3 separate regions of the Homo sapiens genome follow, and all the other regions are linked to region 1. Evidence: chromatin contacts called from ENCODE Hi-C data. All regions are on one chromosome and are shown on one strand. Each heading gives the region's core, a stretch centred on a gene start or an enhancer-like site at or near the end of the contact. The rest is flanking DNA. Distances are from core to core; before and after follow the strand shown. Region 1 holds the start of NDUFA5 (NADH:ubiquinone oxidoreductase subunit A5). Region 2 holds the start of SND1-DT (SND1 divergent transcript). Region 3 holds the start of ZNF800 (zinc finger protein 800).

Region 1 (3,312 bases), core at 528-3,027:
AGATGTTGTCAAAATCAAGATATATTTTGAAGGTGGAACCTAGAGGGTTTACTGAAATAACAAATGTGGAGTGTAAGAGAAAGGAAGGAATCAAAGATGATTTCAAGTTTCTGACCTGAGTCAAAATAATTGAGCTGCCATTAATTGAGATGAGCAAGACTGAGAGAAGAGCAGGTTTTAGGCAGAAGATCAGGAACCCCATTTTGGACATGTTAAGTTTGGGTTGCCTGTCTGACACATACAAATAGAGATGCCCACTAAGCAATTAAATATTCAGGACTTTTATAAAGGAAGAGGTCAGTGCTTTACATGGAAATCTGTTGTCAGTGTATAGGTGGTATTTAAAACCGTTCTCTATTTGGATTTGCTCTCTCTTGGTGACAGAGTACAGGTCCAAAAGAAAAGGTCCAAGAACTAAATCCTGACTAACTCAAATTTTAAAAGTGGGCATAAGAGAAATAACCAGAAAAAGAGAAAGCCAAAGAGTAGGGGGAAAAAATCAGGAGACTGGGGGAGTCCTGAAGCCCAGTAAAGAAAGCGCATGATGGAAAAAGTGTCAAATGTGTCAAAAAAAAAAAAACGCTGCTATTAGGTCAATGAAGGTGAGAAACATAAGCTGACCATTGGATTTGGCAACATGGAGATAACTGGTGAACTTGAAAAGAGCGTGATGGAAAAAGTGTCAAATGTGTCAAAAAACGCTGCTATTAGGTCAATGAAGGTGAGAAATATGAGCTGACCATTGGATTTGGCAGCATGGAGATAATTGGTGAACTTGAAAAACGCCAAGGGTGACTGAGTGCATTCAAGGGTGAATAAGAAAGAAATTGGAGAAAATAGAGATAACTCTTTTGAGTTATCTGTAAAGTGAAGCAAAGAAATGGTGTGATTATAGAAGGGACAAGAAGAATAAAAAAATTTTGTGGGTTTTTTTGATGAAAACATTCGTGAATACAGATGGAAAAGACCTAACAGAAGGAAAAGGGGGCAGTACCTTTAGTAAGCCTAAATATATGTAATCCAACGCACCTAAGCAGAAACGGTAAGGCAAGGAGAAAAGATGGAAAACGGAGATATAAATTTGAGATGGCGCTGACAGAAGCAAGCACAAGTGAAGCCATGAAAATGTCAAGGAAAAAGTCAACAAGAAAACTGGCTTAATAAAGAGGTCATGGCAAAAATAAATAAAAATGTGACATCGGATCAACGAAGTAGGTGGACAGCGCCCGTGTCTCAAGAGCTCACGCGGCTTGTAATTAAGGGCTTGAAACATCTGTATCCCGTTAACCCTGCAATAAGCAAAGTGACAGGAATTTAGTCTTCCTTGGGAATTCAAGAACGAAGAAAGAACAAAGGTACATACCTCGTGAGGAGTATTGCACACAGCCAATCCCACAAGGCCAGTGGTCTGTTCAAAAACAAAACACGATTCATGCTGTTTACTACGGTTTCCATACATCCAGCACGCTAAGGAAATACAAAACCACGAATCCCCCGGCTAAAACTGGTCTAAAGCCAGCTACTGGTCTCTCAGTCTCGCTTGTTTGGAGCTTTTTTCCTGACTCTCGGAGCGGAACCACTAACCTGCCCTACCCGGTAAGGCATGCAGAACGAGTCCCCGAAAAGCACCGCCGAGCCCGCGACAGTAGGGGTCAACACCCGCGGGAAGTAGGGCTATCGGACTGAGTCTACCCCCACAGTCTAAATTCCAACAGTGACCTCCATTCGTCTCACCTTCTTCAGCACACCCGCCATGACAGCGCCAACGACTCGGTGACGCACAACCCTTTGGGAACAATTCTCAGACCTGCTCAATCGACCACCGAGGTCGCCACTCTGTCACCCTGGAAACAGCTTAGCTCCACCCCTTCAGGATCGCCAAAGGAGCAAAGACTCTGCCCCGCCCATCTTAAAAGAGAAAAATTGACGCATGCGCGATGGGCATACAAGCCTAAAGCTAAGCTAGAAGACGATTGGGGAAAGAAAGGGTTTCCCAGCTGTCTGTTCCTGTTCCTGCCACTGCTGACGGCTTGCCCAAAGATTGAGGGAAACACTCCCAACTACCAAAAAACTCCAGTCGCTGTAGGAACCTGCACTGTGCTTAACCGTTGATGCATTCCTCAACCTTCCTTTCTCAGTTTAGTAAAATGAAAGTGATAACGGAGCTTGAGCATCCTCTGAATTGATCTCTCAACAGCAAGTTAGTTCTTCGCACAAGGATATCAGTATTCTCTGTGTCTTACGAACCAAAGCCCTATGGAGTGTGAGGTCATTTTCCATCGCTCTTTTCGATTTCACTGGCTGAAATACATCATCTTATTTCCAGATGAAATGATATCAGACCATACCACTTTTTCCTACCTCCACAAACACTGACCACTCACTATGTGTCAGTTACTGGGACATAATTTCTAAAATGGGATTTCACATCCTGGAATTCAAAGAATAATGAAGAAGGCGTGTATTAATAAATAATTTGGTAACTGTTCTAAAAGAAGTTGATGCAAAGTGTGATGGTACCAGGGAAAAGGAAATAACTAAAAAGCGTGGGTGACTTTCTAAAAAGTCAGTAGGAGAAAAGAACAAATTGAGAAAACACAAGTACAAAGGAAAAGAGGTTAAAAATGTATATATAAATTCCAGGTGATTTTATGTGATTGGAAAGGTGGGTTTGATTGTTAAGGTAAACTGGTTAAGATTATGAAAGGTGTTGTTTGCCATTATACAAAATTTGAATTTTACTTTTTAAGGAATGGGAACAATGAGAAGACTTTTAAGCTTCTAAGTGACACCATCAAATTTATGTTTCAGATATACAAACAACTTAGGCAACAGTTGAAGAGAATGAGTTGGAAGAGATGAGGCCTTTCATTAGAGGCATGAGACTAGAAAAAATGAAAGCTAAACCAAAAGCAAACAGAAGAAAGGAAATATTAAAGATTAGAAAAGAAGGAGACAGAATATCAATAAAGAAAATCAATGAAACCAGGAATTGGTTCCCTAAAAGGATCAACAAAATTGGCAAACCTTTAGTGAAACTAAGAAAAAAAAGAGAGAAGATTTAATACAAGCAAGAATAAAAGAACCATCACTAATAGCCTTGCTGAAATAAACAGGAATAAGAAGGAATACTATGAACAACTATGCTTAAAAAAGATAAAGTAGATAAAATGGCCAGATTCCTAGAAAAACACAAACTACCTAAATCAACTCAAGAAGGCATAAAGAAAAATCTGACTAGATCTAACATAATTAAAGAAATTGAATTAGCAAGAAAAAAAAAAAAACCTATCCAGAAGGAAAAGCACAGGT
Region 2 (3,312 bases), core at 484-2,983, 4.1 Mb after region 1:
ACATCTTGAGGAACTGAATTCTGTCAGCAACTATGAGTGAGCTTGGGAAGCAATCTACCTTCAGTCAGAGGAGGACCTTCAGATGAGACCACAGTCCCCTTCCCAACTCCCCTTGACACCTTGACTGCAGCTTTATAAGAGAAGACCTGGAGGAAAAGGCAGGCACCCACCCCAGATTCCTTACCCACAAAAACTGTGAGATAAATGCTTATTGTTTTCTTTAGTATTTAAGTTTTGGGGCAAATTGTTATGTAACTAATACAAGATATAAGATAATTAACTGAATGAGAAGGGAGAGAGGACAGCAGTTATGATCAAAGACAAAGTGTTTGAGTTTACAATCGTACCTATGAAGTTATGGTGTTTTATCTGTCTGGAGAACGTCCTAAATTGGTGCAGAGGTCAAGTTTACTGAAGATGAGATCAAGGAGCAAAGAGGTCAGGGTATGGGATAAGTCATGCTCGTAGATATTGAAGTATTTCAGGATTATTGGCTGAAGACCGTGCACCAAGTGTTAACAATTTCAATGAATGACACGGTAGAAATAGGGGTACGGTAGATAAAAAGCCACGAGATAGAGAGGGGTATAATCTGATGGAACCAACTTCCACAGAGGTTTTTTTTTTTTTTTTTTTTTTTTTTGGAAAAGGGTGGCAAATTAGGGATCTAAGAAGGTGACCTCAAAACTTAACCCTGGGATATGTTTAGTGTGGGAGAATAAACTTACAATCTTTTAAGAGAGCAAGGGGCCATGCACTGTGGTTAATGCATGTAATACCAGCACTTTAGGAGGCCGAGGTAGGAGTATAGCTTGAGCCCAGGAGACCAGCCTGGGCAACATAGTGAAATCTCAGCTCTACAAAAAAAAAATTAGCTGGGCGTGGTAGCGCGGACCCGTGGTACCAGCTCCAGCTACACCGGAGACTGAGGCAGGAGGATCGCTTGAGCCTGGGAGTGTCAAGGCTGCAGTGAGCCGTGATCGTGCCCCCGCACTCCAGCCTGAGCGACAGAGCGAGACTTTGTCTCAAAAAAGCCACAAAACCAAAGAAACAAAAAGAACTGCAAGGGAAGTACTGTCTTCAGTGTAGAGCCAAGTTTTACGATTAAATGACATAACACATGCAAGGTCCTTGGTTCCACATAGTGGGCACTCAACGAATATTAGTTCTCGCTAAACAGTCACTTAAATATTTGTAGGCCTTGGCTTTCCCGTTCCTTCCCCGACCTTTTTACTGGGGCTAGGGAAGGTATCCGGTGGCTGGAGGCGCTTCACACTGGGTCGGGTGAGAGCGTGAAGCGAGCCTTTTCCCTAACGTCACGGGAGCAGCTGGGAAGAGACCGAAGAACGAGGGTCACTCTCCCCTGTATACGTGGCATGTCCTTCCTCTGAGACATTTATTCCTCCCACCAACAAACATTAATGGAACGCCTCACAAGTGCTAGACCCCAGCGACACAAACAAGGGCGAGGCACACTCTCTGACTACAAAAAGGGCGCGCGGCCGCGTGGCAGGTCAAAGCCCACATCGGTAGGAGGTTCCACAAAGCTCTGATTTTCCAAGTTCTCTCCATACTTTTAGCCAAGGTAAAATGTCGGAAGTCGAGTGGAGCGGGTACGGAGATTCCTCCAGGACTCTGCCTGCGTGGCTCCACCCTCCCAGGCCGCATTCCCGGGTACAGCGGCGCCCACCTAGGTGGGTATACAAGTGTGCGCCCCTGAGGCCAGCGGGGAAGGACGTCATGGGCGAGGTCAGGCGGGAGGGCGCGGCTGGCTCCGCCCCTGGGGCTCCCATGGCCCCCCGCGCCCCGCGGCCAGATGCTGACGTGTCCTTTCCTTCCCACTACACCTCCCGACATTACCTACTCCGGCTGCCCCGGAAGTCCCGCCCCATATTTAGCCCATCCTTGCAAATCAACTCTTTCAGCGCTTCCTGGAACTCACCACCGTTTTGGGGACCAAGAGGCGGGGCTCCGCGAGCAGGGTGCCTATTGGCCTGAGGGCCGGCGGGCTCTGGGCGCTAATTGGGCGGAGGGCGGTGGCGCTCTGGCACGCTTGCGCGGCGAGTAGAACGTGTGGCGGCGGCGGAGATCGCGTCTCTTTCGCTCCGTGTCCCGCTGCTGCTCCTGTGAGCGCCCGGCGAGTCCGTCCCGTCCACCGTCCGCAGCTGGTAGCCAGCCTGCCCCTCGCCTCGACTCCCTTTCACCAACACCGACACCCACATTGACACCTCCAGTCCGGCCAGCCGCTCCACTCGTTGCCTTTGCATCTCCACACATGGCGTCCTCCGCGCAGAGCGGCGGCTCCTCCGGGGGACCCGCGGTCCCCACCGTGCAGCGGGGCATCATCAAGATGGTGAGAACGGGCCCCGGACACCGACCCCTCTGCCTGCCTTCGGGCGGGAGTCAGGCATTGACTCCACCTTCCGCCAGCCTGCTCCATGTCCCAGATCCCCTTTCCTCTGCCCCCTTCCTCACTTTTCGTCGATTCTCCGAATCCTCTCACTAGACGGAAGCAGACACGGAGTCCCCTTGTTCCTTGCCTCCCGGACACCTTGACATCAGGGGTCACAGTGATTTCCGAGGTTGCGGCATTCGGATCTCCTGTCTGTTTACCAGGACAGATCGATTACTGATTGATTAACAGAGACAATTCGTTGATATCTGTCCTCCCATCCCCCGTCTTTCTGTTCATTTTGACATATGCTGAGTAGTTAGTAGTTTTTCGAGATCCTGACATCGGCTCTTCTCTACTAGTACTTGGCCATCATGAAACTTTTCTGTTCCCACAAACGCTGTTACTTGACTCCCAAGTTTTCTCACTCTGTGGCCCTCTTTTCCTCTCTTTCCCTCCACCTCTTGTGTCGACCTGAAAGCTCCTGATCTTTGTGTACTTTTGACTTCTAAAAGGTTAGGCCGGCAAGAATCTTAGTAATCATCATTGTTCTCCCGTCCCTTAAAGATAAGGAGATAGGCTTGAAGAAGGCAAGTGACTTGCTTAAGGTCACATGGTGGTTTGGGTTGGAGCCATAGCAAGAGCCCAAGTGTTCGGATTCCTGGTCTAGTGCTCATAGCACTATAGATTCTGCCTGATTTTATATACCCTCAACTTTTTGAAAATTCTTCAATTTTGAATTTGAACCTGCAAAGTTTATTTTTACAATTTACTCCTAGCTCCATGATAATTTGATAATATAAATTCAGTTTATCACTTGCCCCCAGTTGTCCTCCCCAAAACCCTTCCAAATCTTGGAACCTGACATTTCTTGGTTTTACCAATTTTCTGGTTTATGATGACTGTAAACTTCTAGATGT
Region 3 (3,312 bases), core at 522-3,021, 3.8 Mb after region 1:
AAAAAAGAGATTTCTCTTTTATTTCGCAATATAATATGTTCTGCCCAAGATATTTTTTTAAAGGTTGCGCTTAGCAAAACCTGATTCTCCCAATGAGTTCAACAAACTTTTAAAACCCAAACTAAACTCACTTTTAGACTTTCAGAACTACTTGCTGATTAAAATGCCTAAGAAACTTTTAATTTTTAAAGTTTCAGTGAAACAATTTCACGACAACAAATCTAGTATTCTATGTTTTCCTTTCTCTTCAATTTTAAACATTTACAGACCATAGGAGTATATTAACTGCAGGATGCCTTGAAAAAGAAAGAAAAAAGACTGAGCGACTGATCTTGTGGAAATGATTTAAGGTGACACTTGCAGTACTTTTTTTTAAGGGATCAAGCAGGGGAGACCTCTTGTTTGTACAAGCTTTTAGCTTCATAACTGGCTTATGCTAGGGAATATCATAGCCTGCTTAAGAATGACTACTGGGGCAGGAGGAAAAAAAGCTAGAAAAAAAGAGAAGGCAGAGTGGCTCTGATGGAGGGCAAAGCAACTGCGGACGAAGAGGGGTCTACCTGGTTCACAGCATCCGTGATGATGGTGGTCAGTCTGACAGTATTTGTCCCTTAAAGGCATTTTCAGTGGACTCGACCTACTTTGCTTTCACTGTAAGAAGCTCTTCATTGCGGCGTGGCTGTTGAAAGAAGCACAAACCCGTCACTCGCCCTGAACTTCCTGGGGGGCACTGGCTGCATTTTCCAGATACGTTCCCATCATCAGCTCTCCGCTTTCCCTCCACGGACCCGCACCTCCCTCTCGAAAAGAAAACAGAAAGACGCACAAACCCTCCTGCAGCCCAAACTCCCCACACAGGTTCATCGCCCTACCCGGAAACGCAGCCTCGGGTGCGCAGCGCAGGGCGAAGGCCTGGCCGGCAGCGCGGGCGGCTGCGGCCTCGCCGTCCCGGGCGGGCGCGCGGAAACGGAGCGCAGAGCGCGGCGGGCACCGCCGGGCTCCGGGACTACGGAGGTGCCGCTCCCGCCGGCTGCTGGCCCACGCCGCGCCCTCCCGCTACGCACGTGCGTTGGGGTCTCCCTGGCGGAGACCCCGTCCCCACAACCAAGTGCGCCCAACTTACTCAACTCTTAGGGCGGGCCGGCGGGCGGGCGGAAGGAAGGAAGGCAGGCCGGGCGGCCGCGGGGACAGCCTGGCGTGGGAGGCGGCTGCGGGCCCCACCTGGCGCAGCCTCCGCTGACCACGCGGGGGAACCCGGACTCGGGCCCGACGCGCTCCCAAAGAGTCCCCGCCGGCGCTGACGCGGAAGCGCCACAGCTCACCACGTCCCTCCGCGGGCCGAGACGACTGCGGCGGCGGCTCACGGCGTCCTCCGCGCTGTGTGGCTAGGCGGGAGGCGCGCGGGCGGAGGCAGTTGACAGGAGGAACCGCCCGGCAGCAGCTGCCGCCGCCACCACCGAAGGAGCCGGAACCGGAGCGGGCAGGACCTGAGGCTTCCCTCGCCGGGGCAACGGCTGCCGCCGCAACCCGGGTCCCACCAGCGCCGCTCCACCTGCAACGGTCCCTCAGGCTTTAGGAGAGGGGCGGAGAAAAATGGGGGTCTCCCCCAACCTTGGGCCTTTTCGGTGGTAGTTGTTGTTTCAGGAAACTTTATTAAGTCAGCCTCTCTTTTACTCTGTCGCCCCCTCCTCCGGAGAGCCCGAGCTACCGCCGCGGAGCGCGTAGGAAGGGGGAAGCAGAGACTCTCCGGCAGCGACAGGGAGCGACTGACTGACCCCGGACGGAGATGGGGCGAGGGCAGGAAGTGACAAGCTCACCGAGTGGGTGGGGGGAGTGTGGCCGGCACGCCCGGGAGCGCCGCGCGCATGCGCCCGGCCGGCGCCCCCGCCTGTGGGTAGGCGACGCGCTGTGCCCGCCGCGGCCGGTGGGGAGGGGACCGGGGCCGCCGGCGCGAGGGCCGTGTCCGAGGGGAGGGAACCGGGGCGGGGGACACCAGGGCCGCGGCCGGAGTCTCGGGCCGACCGAGAGCCGAAGCCCAAAGTGAGGTGTGAGGCCCGCGATGCGGCGTGCGCGCCCACGGAGACGGGCTGCTCGGCCACCAAACTGTTGCTCTCGCTGTTCTCTGTTCAGTGGAACTGAAACTCGGGGAGGGTTGGGAGAGGACTTAGGAAGCGGTGGGCAGATGTATGAGCCATAAGTAGTGATGATCCCCAAAAGGCTGTCAGTGCATTGCTAAATGGCAAAAGTTGAACATTTTTTTCCTGCCAACAATTTTCGAAGCATGCCTCCCGGAACTTGGGGATTCTTTTATCAGGCCCAAGGGAGGGAAAGCATCTATTGGTAGCAGATGGGTATTTATCCTGGCAGCTCCGCTTCTCAAACTTGAAAGTGGAGTTGGGTCACGTGGGCTCACGCACTTTCCCTCCTCTTCTGCGCCCCGATCCTGCTTGGAAAATCCTCGAAGATCCCAGTCATCTGTCAAATTCTGCCAACCAAGGGCCGCTTCTTGGGGGCGAGAGAGCCGCCTCCGTTGTTTCCTCCCAGCTCCTGGAACGTAATTCTTGCTCTTGGTGACATCAAGCAAATATGTGTCCACCGCCCGTCAGGAAATTTTAAGAGAATAAAGCCCATTCGCCTTGTCTCCGATCCTCCCCAAGATCCACTGAAAACCTTTCCAGTTGGTCCAACTTAAGCTGCCATTGTGCGGGGTCCTGAAAAAACTGAAGTTCAGTAGATAGACTTTGTTTAGAAGAGAAAAAGTTCAGTTTTCAAAATCCAAAGGAAAGTTTGTAAATTGATACATTTGTTACTTTAAAAATGTTGGGCCAGGCGCAGTGGCTGGTGTTTGTAATCCCAGCACTTCGGGAGGTCAAAGCGGGAGGATCGCTTAAGCCCAGGAGTTAGAGACCAGCCTGGCAACATGGCAAAACGCCCTCTCAACCAAATAAAAAAAAATTAGCCGGGCAGGATGGCGCGTGCCTGTGGTCCCAGCTACGGGAGAGGCGGGGGCGGGGGGCGGGATGGCTTGGGTCCAGGAGGTGAAGCGTTTGCATTAGGTCTCCGGGGATTGCAGCAGCTTGATTCTAGGGGATGACAAGAAAGGGATAGAAACGTGATCTTTAACTAGTCACATAAGTGGTATGATCATATATATCTGTCCCATAGTTAAGAGGCATCACCCAACGTGAAACTAAAATATGAAATGCCACAGTTTATAAATTAATGTAAAATAAGTTATGATACTTCTGTGATAGTGTTTGTTATGCAGCCAATAAAAATCACATTTTATATAAAATTTAGTTGTATGGAATA

Evidence for each region. A loop is a pair of places that touch in the nucleus more often than their neighbours do. Pooled maps may share reads with other maps.
Region 2: a loop to region 1 is called in a map of CD8-positive, alpha-beta T cell, with 11 times the contacts of the local background. The contact joins the promoter of SND1-DT here to the promoter of NDUFA5 in region 1. A Hi-C loop is called at or near these places in 3 of 168 maps with a recorded cell type or tissue (CD4-positive, alpha-beta memory T cell, CD8-positive, alpha-beta T cell and naive thymus-derived CD4-positive, alpha-beta T cell), 2 of 37 single-sample maps with no recorded cell type and 12 of 50 pooled maps.
Region 3: a loop to region 1 is called in a map of CD8-positive, alpha-beta T cell, with 9 times the contacts of the local background. The contact joins the promoter of ZNF800 here to the promoter of NDUFA5 in region 1. A Hi-C loop is called at or near these places in 2 of 168 maps with a recorded cell type or tissue (CD4-positive, alpha-beta memory T cell and CD8-positive, alpha-beta T cell), 2 of 37 single-sample maps with no recorded cell type and 10 of 50 pooled maps.

The regions. Positions count from the first base shown.
Region 1 is chr7:123,556,041-123,559,352 of GRCh38, forward strand. NDUFA5 (NADH:ubiquinone oxidoreductase subunit A5) reads right to left here and starts at 1,778. Exons shown (of 5, transcript NM_005000.5): 1 at 1,735-1,778; 2 at 1,364-1,408. The coding sequence starts at 1,755. RefSeq lists enhancers at 908-1,486, 1,051-2,250, 1,487-2,065, 1,806-1,855, 2,116-2,255.
Region 2 is chr7:127,650,099-127,653,410 of GRCh38, forward strand. It overlaps SND1-DT (SND1 divergent transcript), which reads right to left and starts at 1,734. Exons shown (of 2, transcript NR_186577.1): 1 at 1,575-1,734. SND1 (staphylococcal nuclease and tudor domain containing 1) reads left to right here and starts at 2,096. Exons shown (of 24, transcript NM_014390.4): 1 at 2,096-2,353. The coding sequence starts at 2,276. RefSeq lists a silencer at 1,645-1,894 and enhancers at 1,692-2,310, 2,135-2,314.
Region 3 is chr7:127,390,937-127,394,248 of GRCh38, forward strand. It overlaps ZNF800 (zinc finger protein 800), which reads right to left and starts at 1,772. Exons shown (of 6, transcript NM_176814.5): 1 at 1,124-1,772; 2 at 561-679. The coding sequence starts at 621. RefSeq lists silencers at 932-1,331, 1,732-2,131 and enhancers at 1,227-1,727, 1,572-1,701, 2,442-2,571.